Linked DNA regions of Homo sapiens: region 2 is linked to region 1. Evidence: chromatin contacts called from ENCODE Hi-C or POLR2A ChIA-PET data. All regions are on one chromosome and are shown on one strand. The core of a region is the stretch at or near the end of the contact, and the rest is flanking DNA. Distances in the headings are between cores, read along the strand shown. Region 1 has its middle 130 kb from the start of TENM3-AS2. Region 2 holds the start of TENM3-AS1 (TENM3 antisense RNA 1).

Evidence for each region. A loop is a pair of places that touch in the nucleus more often than their neighbours do. ChIA-PET counts read pairs that join two places held with the same protein, here RNA polymerase II (POLR2A). Pooled maps may share reads with other maps.
Region 2: a loop to region 1 is called in a map of mammary epithelial cell, with 4 times the contacts of the local background. The contact joins the promoter of TENM3-AS1 here to the enhancer-like site in region 1. A Hi-C loop is called at or near these places in 4 of 168 maps with a recorded cell type or tissue (IMR-90, MCF 10A, chondrocyte and 1 more), 1 of 37 single-sample maps with no recorded cell type and 2 of 50 pooled maps. POLR2A ChIA-PET finds 5 or more read pairs at or near these places in 4 of 52 experiments (AG04449, H1, OCI-LY7 and 1 more).

The regions. Positions count from the first base shown.
Region 1 is chr4:181,957,718-181,960,970 of GRCh38, reverse strand. It overlaps a transcript of TENM3 not described here. Among named protein-coding and RNA genes, the nearest start is that of TENM3-AS2, 130 kb to the right of the region's middle. Within about 2 kb of position 1,635, at least 2 of the 41 ENCODE cell types and tissues checked have a DNase peak (open chromatin) inside an H3K27ac peak, as active enhancers do; they include mammary epithelial cell, where a contact is called at or near this core.
Region 2 is chr4:182,143,265-182,146,517 of GRCh38, reverse strand. TENM3-AS1 (TENM3 antisense RNA 1) reads left to right here and starts at 2,003. Exons shown (of 5, transcript NR_125905.1): 1 at 2,003-2,179; 2 at 2,378-2,471; 3 at 2,674-2,815; 4 at 2,973-3,080. It also overlaps a transcript of TENM3 not described here. RefSeq lists an enhancer at 758-1,746.

The DNA.
Region 1 (3,253 bases), core at 386-2,885:
AGGGTTACCATTAGCAATCTGCAATGGCTGTCACAGAGCTGTGTGATCAGCCGGTGGTATTCTATATGACCAGAGTTGCTGGGGAGATGACGCAAAAATAATCTTGTGGGAGAAATAAAAGAAAATATGTAATGAAATTGGTACTCTAAAAAAATATGTGGTCAAGTAAGCTTAAAAGTACATTTACCATACTTCTGTTCTAAAAAGTATATATAATGATTTTACGGGCAGTTGATGACTTGAAACCTAGACTGTCTGTTAGAGTTATAGTGTATACAAAATTATAGATGTTGGGAGATTTCTCCATTGTTTTAGCAGAAACTATCAGCCCTCTTTATTTAAAGGCTAGCATATCCCCAGGCAAATTGAGTTTCCATGCTCAGTTGATTCAGAGCCTACTTCAAGGAAAGGCTGCCAACTATGTCAAAATGTATACTGATTTTGTGATATACATAGTTTTCCAAAGGATGAAGTGAGATCACCAGTCTCAATCCATTTGTGACTTGACTTCGATTTAAAGTTGCCCTCAAGAAATAGCTGGCTGGTATTATATGTGTACTGAAATATTTTTCATTGAGGTAGGTCGCTCCTTATCCTTTAGTTTACTGATTATGAGTCACTAAAATTATCTTGAAAAATTAGAAAAAAAAGTCCTATTATTGAGAGAATCCATTACATTAGTATAAGGCAAAACAGCCTACTTACCATCAACAGGAACATTTTAGGAAATTTGTTCTTTTTGACATTTTCTAAAAGAATAGCTCTTCCTACAACATTAATGCTAAATAGATGGAAAGTGTATGAAGTATAAGAATATACACAAATTGCATTTTAATTCCTATTTTTCTTTTAAAAGATGTCAATGATAAATCCAAATGTGGCTTAAATATACACTTTGCTTCAAATGTTTAGGAAATGATGCCTAACACAAAGAAAAATAAAGCTATTAATTTTCCATCTGTGTAACTTGCCCTTGAACTTTATTAGACATTTGTCATTTGCTTTTGCAATATAAAGTCCAAGATTCCAGTTTAAAGGATGTAAACATTAGTTGCTTCTGCCTCTCTACCCCTATTTTAGGATATAGGCATTTAGTTTTCTTAATGTCTATTTTATATGGACAATTTAAATACCAATTTAAGTGGTATGTGACTCACATCTACTACCTGCCAAAACTCCATATATTTCTACTTTTGAAGGCTTTTAAAACTTCTATTTGGAATATTTTAAATGAAAATACATCACCAACAATATAAAATCTGTAATATGAATTAATGTTTTTTTCTTTCAACATTTTGTTGGTATGTAAGATGTCCCCCCTCCCAAGTGAAAAGACAGAAAAAGATTAAAAGGTATGGTGTGGGGTGCCGGCATGCCGGTGATCTGCTAACCAAGCTGGCTACCCTTTGTTGCTTTAATGGAACTCTGGATTTATTAAATTCATTAACTGAATTTGAATTTAAATATACAATTGTATTCCGTTCTCTCTTCCTCCCTACTCTTTTCTTCATTTGCTCCTTTTCCACTCCCTTCCTTCTTCACACATAATGAACATCTCCTGTTGAAACAGGGGCTGTGTCAGACACTGGAGCTACGTGGTTATCCAAACAGAGGCTGCCCCCAGCTTCAGTGAGTGAGTCAGTCAGTGAGAGAGACGGGCAGTCAACAGATACTCATAGATTCCTGTAATTACAAAGTATGACAAGAGCTAGGACAAAAACCACTGGGGGCCTGGAATGTGGGGACTGGGACACCAAATTTAGATGAGGAGTTGAAGAAAGGCTTCCTAGAGGAAATGGCATTTGAGTTCAGTGTATCATAACCAAACAACAACAATTTTTTGAAGATATAATATGTACAGAATTTAATACTTGATTCTGAAACTAAAATTAATAATAATCGATTCACCAAACCAAACAAACAACAACAACAAAAAACCATTCAATGCTCTGATTCTTCACCTCAAGGATTTTTATAGTATAATTATACTTGTGTATTATGATTTTATTAGTGAATCAATACATTGTCTAGATATAGTTATTGAAATACGTTTATATACATTCTCCCCCATAATCATCCATTAACCCTGTGCACTAAATAGGTAATTACATTATTTAATAAATATTGATTTTTCACTGTGTCGTAGTATGTATTCTGCTAGATTCTGAGAATATGATACTGAGGGGAGACTGTCACTGGCTTCTACAATGTATAATCAAGTATTCTAGTGGGATGAATACTGTGTATGTGAAGTTTTCTCTTGGGGATCAACTCCTGGTGGTTTGAAGGACATGGGAGGGCTGTATATTACTGGCTTGAGGTCAAGGGAGACATTCTGTGAAGCAGTTTCCAGCCTACCCACTCGACACAGGCAGAAACCAAAGCCCATAAATATTAGACAACATGCCCAGCTTCAAACATCTCAGGAATTTTACAAAATTATTAAAAAACTCTATCTGATGTAGAGTGAAGCAAGTATGATTTACTCATATCATTACTGTATTATTGACACAGTTACTCTAATCCTAATTTAGGATATTTGCATTCCAAACAGTTTAAATAGTTTACAAACTATCAGGCAACTAGAAAGTCTAATTCTTATTGTTTGATAATAGAGTCCAAAAAAGCAAAAACAAACAAACAAAAAGACCTGAAAATCTGTCATTTAATTTATCATTGAACTGATTTTCACTCTAACTTTCTCTGCAGAGGTACTTAATCACCCCTGCAACTGCCTATATTGGAAAAGATGGAACCAGAACAGGCAAGATTATGTGTCTATGTTCAGGAAGAAAGGCAGATAATCTTCATTTTAAAATTCCCATTTTAAGTATACCCTTCAAGTATAATTTACTTTCTTTAACAGTATGAACAGCTTGAAATGTGCAAAGGATTTTAGTTCAAAGAAGCTTACTTGTGAGTTTTAATGGAGAAGGTTAATTTTTAATTTCTTCCAAGACTTCATAATATGATAGGAAAAATTATCAGGAGATAATTAGAAGAAAATGACATTATAATACCCAAAGAAAAACATATTTTGTAAGCATTCCAGAAACTCAGCACAATCCGAAACTATAATCCCAGTTGGGTGGGATCAGCATTTTTACAACACATTGAAATGAGAACATTTAGTGCGCTGAGCCACAAGGTTGACTTCATTGTTCGTTCTCTATCAAAACCCAAATTTTTAAATAACAGTACACCACTGGACCCAGATTCAATGGTTTCCCAAAGATCAATTTTTACTGTCAGA
Region 2 (3,253 bases), core at 754-3,253, 190 kb before region 1:
AGGGAAATGCAACAGGAAGAGATACAGACAATCCTGAAATACACAATAGAATAACTAAACTCATTATAAACTCCTATCTTTGAAGAATTTAGGAATAATTTGTGAATGCCATGACATTTTAAAGTGGGATTAGCAAGTCTTATTACTGAACTAACCTCTCACTCTTAGATCAAGAATTAAATATTTACTCTGCATTTAGAATTACAAATCCAAACTTTCAGGGCTCATACAAGAATTTTATATATTAAGATATACATGCTCGAAGTTTTAGATAATTAAAAGTGTATTAAGGAATGCACAAAGCAAGATTGTTGAATTTATAAAATCTTGTTTTAATTGAAATATTAAAATAGATAATTATTATTACACAGTTGCTCTTAATTCTAAAGTCAGTCTGTTCTCAATATATTAATACATAAAGACTACAAATACTTCTCCAAGTAGGCAGTGGGGAAAAAGGGATATGCGTCATTATTTTAAAGAAATTCACTAAGGGATCAAATCACCAAGTTCTGTTCAGTTACAATACCATCTTTTGGGATACTCTTCCAAGCTTTCCAGAGATGCCATATCCACCTTTTTTCTTTTGACAAGAGAAGGGAAAGGTAATGCCTCAACATATGTCTATTTCTAGTGAAAAGACCACCCAGTGGATTCTGCCAGAGTCTACCAATGTTTGACAAAATACATTGTCAGAAGATAAGAAATAGAGCATGATGAAGAGACAGTCCTGTTCTCGGGCATCCCAGCCGTCTGGGGCCCTGTAAAAAGTCTAGGACAGCTCTCAGCCTTTCATTTCCATTGCACCTCCTCACACGTACCTGGAAACTTTTCTCTACCTCCAAATTACAGTGACTTGGGGAAACACACGTGTGTGATGTATTACACGGTACAAGTACTTGTTACCCTCTCTCTACAATAAAAATTAACAAGTTACCACTCCAGCTACCTTAAAGGTGAGGCAGTAAGAATGGAATCCAAGCTGCATAGTAAGATGCTCAGCAAAGATCAATCAGACACAACCCGCCTCAACCTAAAATACGTGAAGCTCTTTGTAATCGGTTGTAAAACACGAGAGGGACTTAGAATCTCAGTTGCAGGCTCATAAATTCGTAATTTTTGAAACGCCCAGCTCAGGATATTTTGTGTGTGTTTCCAACCCCATCCAGAGTTTCCCGATCAAGTTTCAGCCGTGATCCACCACTCCCCACGCTACCCCTCGCCCCGCACTCTCCCTCCTTCACTCCTTTTCAACTTGGCTCCCTGATCGCTGCAGAAGCCTTCTGTCCCCTGCCTGCCCCGGAAAGCGGTGACATCCCGGGGCTTTCCGCTCGCTGGAAGCCCCCCAGGATCCTGTTAAGACGCCCCCGCAGAAGACGCGGGGCCTCGCCACACATCGGGGGCCGAAGAGGACCTGGCGGGCTCCCCTCCCCGCCCCCACTGGGCGCCCAGCCTCCGGACTGCCTTCCTCAGGGACCCCGGGGCTCCCCAGTACGGGGGCGCGGCGCCTGGCTCCCCGGGCGAGAGGCGCCGGCGAAGTTCCCACCTGAGCCGGCGGCCGGAGGTGGCTGGCGCGAGGGCGGGGCGGGGACGGGGAGGCCGGACCGTGGAGAGAATCCGCGCGCTGAGAAGATGTCCCCGCGTCCGCCGCCTCCCGGGGCCACGCGCCGTCCCAGCTCGCGCCCGCCAGCTCCCGGCGCCGCGGCCCGGCACTAGGACCCCATAAAGGAAGGAGGGCGCGCCGGCGGCGGCGCCGCACTTACCGCGCTCGGCTCGCCCGCGCCGCCGGCTCGCTCCCCGGCAGCAGCCGCCGCGTCCGCCCGAGCCGCGCGCACACCGCGCCGGGCCAAATTCAAAGGAGCCGGGCGCGGGGGAGGGGGGCCCCGCCGAGGGAGCGGGGAGCGGGCGCCGGCGGGGCGGGGGCGGGGAGGGGGCGCGAGTGTTACAACTTCCTTCCCTGCCCGCCCCCGGCCGCGCGGCCCGGGGACGCGGGAGGGGAGGGCGCCCGCGCGCCAATGAGTTCACTTTCTTTCTCTCCCCCGCGCTCCCCCTCTCCCCGCCCGCCGGCCCCTCCAGCCTCCTCCAAGGCGGCGGACCAGGCCGGGCCGGAGTTTTCGGGGTTCAGCCCGCGAGCGGGAGGACCGGGGAGGCGAGGGAGGAGGAAGGCGAGAAGGGCCAGGTGAGGAGGCCCGCGGGACGCCCGGCCAGGGAGCGGCATCCAGGACCGTAATTGTGCGGCGGGGGACGCGCCGGGCCGAGTGTGCCCGAGCCCGGGCGCGTACACGTGTCCGTGTGTGTGTGTGTGTGTGTGTGTGCGGGAGTGTGCGAGGGAGAGGAGGAGAGGAGAGGAGCCTACCATGCGCTTCCCCCGGTGCAGATCGCGGGAGAGCCCAATCACGGGGCGAGCTGGACCTGGCTGTGATCATTTATAATCCTTGACTCCTCCGCTCCGCCACTTGTCAAGATGACAGGTACTTTATTTCTTCTTCTTCTTTATTCAAAAAAAGAGATTCCCCGTTTACTGCCTTTTTCTGTCAAATGGGATTTGCCGGACTGAACCACGTTCGCCGCCCCTCCCTCCTTCCCTCCTCCCGGCCGCGTCGGGTTCGGGAAAGCACCGAGGCTCCCATGCTGTGACCAATCAGTGCCTTTACTACTCTCGCCGTGATTTAGGGGTCATCCGTGAATAACACTTCACGCTGATGAATGGCTCTTGCCGGCTTTCGGCTCTGATGAGGGGTCTGCCCGCCGCCGATTGAAAACACTAATGAACTTACTGCGCCATTTGAAATTCACACGCACCAACAAAATGGGGGTACGTGCGTGGGGGTCTGTCCTTTTCTGCTGCGGGTGGCGGGGAGGCGGCCCTGGGGGAGGGGGCGGGTAATTGCTTTGGACTTAAGTGGAAACACTTCTCTGTGTAATCAAACCTCTAACCTTCTTAGAAAACTACTTTTCTTGATCTTCCGTAGGGTGGGCATTTCAGGTCAGCTGAGTCACCCGAGGAGGTGGCAGTGCAAGACACTGCCGGGAAGACGGATTCCGAGGCAGAAGGGTGTAATTAAGGATTTCCACCCCCGGTAGGCGGCCCGTCCTTTGCAGAGCCTCTGAAAATGACCCGCGCCTTCCTTTCCACAGTGTTCTTTCGTCCGAGACCGAAAAGCGCAAATGACCTTTGGACAGGGAAGGGAGGCAGTAAACACTCAGACTTCCTTACCAGCCCCTGGTGGGCACTGCAGCAGAACAATTGTCT